Linked DNA regions of Mus musculus: region 2 is linked to region 1. Evidence: chromatin loops called from intact Hi-C (ENCODE). Cell type or tissue: left cerebral cortex. All regions are shown on one strand. Each heading gives the region's core, and the rest is flanking DNA. Links, peaks and the distances in the headings are about the cores only.

Evidence for each region. Hi-C counts contacts between places; a loop is a spot of excess contacts. Peaks named below come from ENCODE experiments on the same cell type or tissue, not always from the same donor. Only the 100,000 strongest peaks of a DNase experiment are listed, where the experiment ranks them.
Region 2: a loop joins it to region 1, with 5 times the contacts of the local background. A loop is called at or near these places in 24 of 42 quality-filtered maps.

The regions. Positions count from the first base shown.
Region 1 is chr5:96,852,076-96,856,474 of GRCm38, reverse strand. No RefSeq gene overlaps it. Among named protein-coding and RNA genes, the nearest start is that of Gm33100, 25 kb to the left of the region's middle. In left cerebral cortex, for the core only: a CTCF peak has its summit at 1,934 (motif pointing left); DNase peaks (open chromatin) are centred at 1,935 and 2,901.
Region 2 is chr5:97,053,750-97,058,148 of GRCm38, reverse strand. Bmp2k (BMP2 inducible kinase) reads right to left here. Exons shown (of 16, transcript NM_080708.1): 9 at 3,218-3,297; 10 at 1,123-1,283. Among named protein-coding and RNA genes, the nearest start is that of Paqr3, 56 kb to the left of the region's middle. In left cerebral cortex, for the core only: a CTCF peak has its summit at 2,279 (motif pointing right); a DNase peak (open chromatin) is centred at 2,288.

The sequences.
Region 1 (4,399 bases), core at 309-4,308:
CCTGTTGTTGTCCTGTATCATGGAGATGCTCTAGCTTTGCCTCTGCTGGTCCAGCCCTTTCACATGCTCTAGCAGATCATAGATGGGGTAGATGTTGGGGTAGGACAACTCAAAGCCCTATTTGGTTCTGGATCTGGGCCTGGGAGGTAGATGATTTGGTTAGTCTTCCTAGGCCCATACCATTGGGGCAAGCTCTCCAGTAGTTCCCAGGCTAGCTCACTTAATGCTGCATTCAGCGAGGGGCAGGGTCAAATCTCCTGCTCTCATGTTCTTGGGCCTGGCTCATCTGCACCCCTGCCACCAGAGTCAGCTGTACTGTGCTGCTCTGGCAAGGTGTAGAGCCCACACTCCTTAGTGCTACAATCAGTGAGGGGCAGAGACAGCTCTTCTGCTCTCATAACCTCAGGGCCAAGGCTGGAAAGAGGTAAGGAAGGGGAGAACATCTCCCACAAGGTATAGAGCCAGCCAGCGCTTGCATGCCCAAGGGACATCAACACAGACCCATGATGCCCTAGGACCATGAACCCAGACATGATCCCTAGCAACAACCTGGGCCTGGATGTCCCATGGCCTCAGGTGATGCGCTATTCAGATCAGTACATCATCCCCTTCACCCCCATGCCAGCACACCCTCAGACATCCACATGGTTTTCACCTTTGGTGGTAACTCAGGCCACAGACAATGACACAGACCCTAGCTGCATCATGAATCCAGACATGGCCTTTTGTGGCAGAGACCTGGGCTAAGACCATGTGGAGACCACCATGGCCTCCTCATCTTGCTGCTGTTCAGTCTCCAGTTCCATATTTCTCCATAGTATACAAACCCCTTGGCTTTGCTTTTTCCTCTATCTCACCACCACAAACTCCATCTTCCCATCTCTCCATCACACATTCATTTGTGGTAGTGATGCCCTAGGTAGTTGCTTAGGTATCTTTCTTCTGGCCACCTCAGGTTAGTATGGCAGGGCAAATGATTTTATGTCTTTCTCCACTAATTGAATTTTATTGAGTTAACTTTCTAATACTCTTCATGTCATTAAATATTCATAACTCTTTTGGGTAAGGACTTACTTGTAGCTGAAGTATCAGGTTGCAAAGAGAGGAGTATTTGCCAATTACATACTGATTTACATACACGTTGTTGTAGTTAAGTAGAAAGCCAAGATCTGAGCCCAGACTGATCTGATTCCAAACCCAATGCATTCAAGACAATTCAGATGCAGAAATTGGAGGCTATCAACATGGCATGCAAATGATATGAAAATGGACAGCAGAAAATATACAGAAGTAAATTCTGGATCACATTACCCTAAACATTTCCTTCAAAAGCACGAGTAGGTTCTTTGAGAACCTTCTATCCAGTATCTTCATTTGCCATTTTTGAAGCACCTAATCTCCAGACCAAGTATATTCTTGATCTAGAGTCTCCTGCCTTCTAACGTTCACCATATTACAAGGCCAGGGCTCCTTCCAGATTGCAAAGTTTCTCCTTCACTGTCTTCATGGATTAACCAGTGTTCAGTGAGCTGACTTGCAGATACTCATCAGTGAAGGTGATCCATGACTAAGCTAGTATACACACACTCAGACACATATAGTATATACATATATACATACAAATGTATTATATATATATATATATATATATATGTACACACACGCGCGCGCACGCACACATGCACGCACATACACATACTTCATATAAATGCAGACTTCCCCGAGAATGATGAACAGCAAAGAACTGAGTTACGTAATCTTCATTGAGAAAGTGTTTACAGTCACAACAAGACTCCTGGAATATGACATGCACTCTGCAAAGCATGTTTCCACGTAGTTCCTATCTGGACTAACTACTCTTAAACAAGTAAAATAGATTTTGTTACTTGGACACAAAACCAACCATCTGGCTTTGAAGTTGACCTGCCACCTTGTGGAAATCAGAGGCAATGAAAACCACCCTCCTTGACTAACACTATAATAACATATGATATAAGGTAGCAGAATCGTCTTTCTTTTTGAGGTAAGATCTTGCAACTGTGTGGTAGGTATGAAGATATACTACAGAGAGACAACTTTTCCTTCAAATTATGGAGACAATCATTCCCAAGATGCCAACCAGAAAAGGAGCTTGTCTCTGGAAAAGAGACCCTCACAACTTGTCAGACCATCTTGTAGGACAGATGAGAGCCTAGACAGGGGGTTAGTGGTGGTCACATCTCGACCCTGACTGCGTAGTTATGCCCACCTCTTTCCCTCTATTTAAACCCAGATGCCACATTTATTGATGGGTTTGCACACCACTGAATATCTTTCTTTGTTCTTCTTTCAAATGTTACTGTATTGAATAAATTCTTTTCTGTTTTTCATTATTACCTATTTCCTTAACTGATCTATCGAGGACAAGTGCCCTAACCTAGCTTGTGAGGACTGCCAGGACCGAGGCTCTGTCCCAAACGACCCCAGGATCAATATCACTAGATCAAGAATGTCTAGAACTATTTAAGTAATCATCCTTCAATCTCCAAACTAATAATAATAGCTGCTTTGTATGATTATCTTATGATTAAAGTAAAAATAATATAACTGACATAGAATCACACCTGGACAATATACAGAGTGAGAGAAGTCTGAGCACTTGATGGGGCGTTGTCATCAAGCCTGTCTTGTCAAGAATCTGGGATCTTTGCAGAAGAGGAGGAAGAATGGCTGTAGCTGAGGAATGACTCCAAGGAAACAGGGTCTTCCAGATCTGAGCATCCTGATCCTAAGGTCATGGCTCTGCCTCCATGTTCTATCCGGCTTTTATCCCTCAGGCACATAGCGCTTACATAAGTATCTGCAGTCTCTAGTCCCTTAGGATAACCAGAGGCAGAAGCAGCTTCCAGCTGGTCTAGCCAGCTGTTGTGAGAGTCTCAGAACTCATATGAACTCACAGAGACTGTGGCAGCACATACAACACCTGCACCAGTTCAATCCAGATGTGTCCTGGCACTGATGGGACAAATTGGACAGAGTCCCATCTCTAACCAAGAAGTTATTTACAGTTGATACCTGCTGAGAAACTAAACTCAAGGAACTGCAAGTCAGTTTTCTCCAGTGGAGTCTCACTGTGTATATCAATCATACTATAGAGCAGGACCCATGCCCAGGCACAGTCTCTCTCCCTCTCCTCCCTCTCCCTCTCCCTCTCCCTCTCCCTCTCCCTCTCCCTCTCCCTCTCCCTCTCCCTCTCCCTCTCCCTCTCCCTCTCCCTCTCCCTCTCCCTCTCCCTCTCCCTCTCCCTCTCCCTCTCCCTCTCCCTCTCTTCTTTCTTTCTTCCCTTTTTGCTTCATTTTATTTTGACATTTTCATTTTTCTTTCCTGCATTTTGCTTGCTTTGATTTTCATTTCCATGTTTTTAAATTAATTTTGGAGGGTTTTCGTTTGATTTTGTGTTATGAAAGAGAGAAAGAGAAAGACCATGAAGTTGAGTGCATAGGGAGGTGAGGGAGTTTGGGAAGAACTAAGGGAGGGAAATAATCAAAATATATTGTATGAAAAATTTTAATTAATTTTTATAAGAAACTTAGTAGCTGTAAGTACAAGTGTGAACCCCCAACCATGGCTTAAAATAACATTTATTAAGGGTTATGTTCTACTACTGTACTGAGCATCTTTTCATTTTATCTTCAAAACCTATTTTTATTACTTTTAATTATGCATATGTGTGGGGCAGTATTCACATAAATGCAGGTGCCCTCAAAGGCCAGCTCTTTCTACAATCTCCTGGAGCTGGAATTACAGGTAGTTATGTGTGGGTTCCCAGCTCCCAATTGGCCATTATGTGCTTGAAGTGTCAGGATTCGGACGAGCTGGGGAGCAGAGTCTCAGGTGGTAGTTAGTACAGTGGTTGTTTAACCAGGAGAGTGATAAGTGTGTATTCCCTTTTCTAAATGTGATTTCAGAGCAGCAGCAACCACTTCTTGGCAAATAGTGTGGCTGGTGGCCATCCCTTGGTGGAGGAGTCTTCATTCTGTAACAGTAATTTTAATATACATTATATATTTATATATAATTGTATTAATATTATCTTTATTTTTATTAATGTATGATTATAGAAATATAATATAAATTAATATAAATATATAAATAATATAAATACAAATAGTAAATTAGTATAAATAGTAAATATAAATTAATACAGTGGCTCTTTTTTCTTTATCCTAGCTAATTCCCCAGTAGTGACACAGAGAAACCAAGATTTATTTTCAAGCTTCACTGAAATACCTAGGCAGTCATTGATCCACCTCATTATTCTAAGGTAATCTGGCTACTTCCTGGCCAAAATCCCTGTAATAATTTCATGTAGGGCCTTTCATGCTCCAGCTAAAATCACCTCTCCTCCCTCCTTGTGGCT
Region 2 (4,399 bases), core at 175-4,174, 200 kb before region 1:
TACTCTATTGGAGATATTCTACAGGAATATCTATTTTAGGCATTACACAATCATAATGCATTTTAAGACTATAAAAACAGGCCAGATGGTGGTGACATATCCCTTTAATCCCAGCACTACAGAGGCAGAGGCAGGCAGATCTCTGTGAGTGTGAGGTCATCCTGGTCTACAGAACAAGTTCCAGGATAACCAGGGCTACACAGAGAAACCCTGACTCAAACAAAAAAGCATTATAAAAACGATTTCTCACAATCAAATGAGACAGTGCTTATGCTGTCATCTCCACATGGCTCCTTCCCCAAGGCTCGAGAGACCTGTAACACTACGAGATGAACTTGAAATCCCTTCCTGTCCAATCTAAGTCTCCTGCGCTTGTACAGCCAGCCTCAAAGCTCTCGGCTGATGACCCAAGAGATGAGCTTGGGTCCATATATCAAAGAGATGACCATATATCAAAGCAAACCGAGACTTCTATAAACATTTATATCACTAATAACTCTGCTTTGCCTTTAGAAAAAAATAGTTCAGATTCAGTGTATCTGGTTTTATGTTGAGGTCCTTAATTTAAATAAAAAAGGTTTGGTTTACGGGACATCAGTAGACAGTTTCTTGTGGTGCGTGTGTGCGTGTGTGCGTGCGTGCGTGCGTGCGTGCGTGCGTGTGTGTGTGTGCGTGTGTGTACATGAGAGGGCTCATCCACATGCAGAGGACAAAGGTTGGGGTCTGGATGTCCTCAGTCACTGTCCCACGTTTTTCTGTTAAAGACAAGTCTCTCACTAAGCTGTCATTGCAGTTGGACTGGCTGGCCCTCAAACCGGAAACAGGCCTGTCTCTACCCCTAGCCCATCCCCCGCAGCGGCCCACTCCCACCACACCGTGCACCACCTCACACCCAGGCTGGGTTGCGGAAGCACACTGCCATGCCCATCTGTCTTTACTGAGGGGGCAGGGATCTCCACCTGGGTGCTCATGCCTGCACAGCGAGCACGTTACTGACCGAGCCATGTAGCCAGGCTTTCCTTAAAGCACTGGGCTCTGTGCTTTACGATGGTCAATTAAATTTATTTATACTCCAAGGCAAACAAACCTTATCGAAAGGTCAGAATTGCAAAGGCTAATTACCTTTGGGTTTGTGGTTGCTGAACTCCCCAGGAGCAGGGACTTTGACAGGCGTTGCTGAACTCTGAATGGTCAGCACACTGGAAGTGGCAGCAGTGGAATTGGCCTTTGGTCTTTGTCTTGGTGCAATTGAGGTTTCTGTTGGTCCAATGGTATCTGTTATTCTATAATAGAAAAATATAATTCATTCCAAATAATGAAATTATCTCTAAATTACTATTCATTCTACAAAATACAGACACAGTTGATTATTACAGATGACCACATCAGTCATCTGGTTTCCTTCTAAGTATCCACCTCAGAATATCAGCTCAATAAAGCTAATAAAGAAAACAATACAGGCAGCCATAGCTGTTGAAACGTCAGCCTGCCAAGCTGGAAGTACAGGAGACTTAAGGGACAGCATTACGACTGAGAGTGCACAGAGAGCAATGTTCTCACAGGGTTTTGTACAAAACCCAGATCCAGTTCTTTAAAAAGACACAAGAAATAATCCCCCTCACTTGGACTCAAGAGAAAGAAAATGCTGTCTGTCTCCTAGAGCAGGTAAAACCAGAGAAGCCAGTGCTTGCCAAGTCAGGCTGCCTGCTCACCCAACCTTTGTTGTCCTAGAACACTGAATGGCAATCAGGAGAAATGTCTGACTGGGACTCCGCATAAGCCCCAAATGCACACAGCAGAACAGCAAGCACAATTTTGAAAACAAGGATTAGCAGACATAAGTGACATTTCAAAACAACAATAAAAATAGGTAAATTTATTTTTAGCATTCATACATGCACACAATGTATCTGAAACAAATCCAATCCCCAAATCTCTCCCCTCCAACTTCCTCCTTATTTCCCTCAAAACTTGCCCCTCACAACTTCATGAGATCTTTTGTTTGTTTGTTTGTTTTTGATACCCACTCAGTCCATTTAGTACTGCCAGTATGTGCATGAGTGTGGGACCAATATAATCTGAAAATTACATATTTTTTCAACTTTGCTTTCTATACTTATAAACTCTATAAAACATTAATAAATCTCTCCTATATTTTTAGTGACTTCACTTAATATGATTTCAAATGATTTAACAACTAACACTGTATATGCCTGATTTATCATGCCCACAGTTCCTGCAGCACACACTACCCCTCTTTCATAATACCTCTATGTACCACTAGAGGGAGCCCCCCAACACTTATCTTTCTAAAAGGAAAGTAACAAAAAACTGCATGACAACATTTCAGAAAATTCCGGTTGGTACCTTAAAGGAATTCAGTAGGTGATAAAAAGAAAGACAGGAAGTAATATAGAAGGGGGTTGTTTGGGAAGAGGAAGTGAAGGGGGGCAGTGGGAGGAGACAAGAATGGTAAGGGAAGCACACATGATCAAAAGCTATTATGGTGCATGAAGTTATTAAAAAAAAAAACTTTGGAAGGCAATTTTTTTTCCAGAAAATTGTATAAGCATATTGTAGGTATGAGGTCTCCTAATAATAACAGGGGAGATGACCAGATGACCAGAGTGGTATGGTACAAGCTGTCTAAAAATGTAATGAAGTCGGCAAGATCATTTACATAATAGCCAATCATAGTTCATTTTAATAATCAAGTTGCCTGCAAAAGCTTACTAATGGAGTAAATTACTGAAAAATAAGATTTCAAACTTGATTCTTTACCAAGCACACATACACACATAAATTCTACAAACTACATACACTAATGGCCTGTGACAATTATTTTTTCCTTCCTTAAATAGAAGTAATAGGCTTAATAGCTATTAACTCGCCTCTGCAGTTCCCTGAATTCAGACTAGCCAGAGTCAAAAATGACGACAGCCACATGTCCACAGAGACGGCCCCCTGCAACATCAACAGTCCTACAGTCCGGGTCGGTCCTCAGGCCCTCCCTGGTGAGCGGGCGCTCACAGGAGCCTGCTGTCAGGCCCTCTAGTGTACCTTTGAGCTTTTGTTTTTCCTCACCTACCATCTAAGCTCTAGCACCACAGACTGAACAACTCGGCATACTGGGTAAGTGGAGACAGTGTTTATGGAATGGAAACTACAGCCTTTCCTCTGACAAGATGCCCATCGGCCACAGCGCATCCCTGCCTACCTGGCTTTCATCTGGCTTTTCCTAGCAGCAGCTTCAGTAGCAGTCATCGGCTCGGGAAGAGTTGATGGAAGAAAAGAATTCTTGGAAGAAGAAAAAAAAAAGAACATGTTATGATCTTATGCTATAGATAGACTATTAAACTTTTAAAGCACTGCGTGAAATACTAGTATTCAGACATATTCCTCAGATTTACTCTGTAAATATCCCTTTACAGACATGTCATCTTCATATTGATGCCCACAGAAATCATTAGAAGATGATCACAGAATCACTGTATACACTATTCTTTTGGGTAAACCTTGAATTAAAAAAAATGATAACACATTTATAAATCAATGATATTTTGTACTTCAGAAACTAAGAAAACAACCAGGACAACAATCATGTTTCTAAGTACTACTCATAACTGTCATGAGGCTGTAAAGCCTGGAGGACAGTTCATCTTAAAGCCGTGTCTGTGTCAGTCTGGGTCACCATAAGCAGGAGCTGAACTGAAAGCTGAAGGCAGGTACACCTCAGGCAAAGGGACTCTCCCCACTGAGAGGTCAGAGCATCACACAGTCTAAGTAGGAGAGTGAGGTTACACCTGAAGGAACCAGGGCAAGTCAGACCAGAATGTCTACGGAATCAATGATAAGCTAGAAACCTTCGTTAACAGTAGCAGAAACGTGGCATGAGTAGTTCACGGCACTGTGCAGGAAGTGACTGCAAGTCAGAGCCTTACAGTCTGTGACTTTAAGGCCAGCCTAGTCTACAGAGTGAGTTCCAGGACAGCCAAGGCTATGGAGAGAGACTCTGTCTCAAAAAAACAAAAACAAAACAAACAAACAAACAAAAAACAACAAAACCCCCCCTAAATTTAAAAAATAGGAGGGGGAGAAGAAAGCAGGCAGGCAGGCAAGGAAGGAAGGAAGCATGCAAAAAGAGAGAGAAAAATCAAAATCTTTGAGTAAAATCAGTCATCCCCAAATGAGTGTCTTACTTGGCCTAGCCTCGGCTACTGGACTACACATTAATCATTATAATTGCTACCATAATTTTACAGCAGGAGAACAAGAGGCCACCATAAAGATATAAACTCAGCTACTGATAAGTGTAACTGAAGTCAGGTCTCTCCCTTTACAATGCCTCTGCTATTTACACTTCAAAGCCCCCCCTTTTTTTTAATTTAACACTGGACTT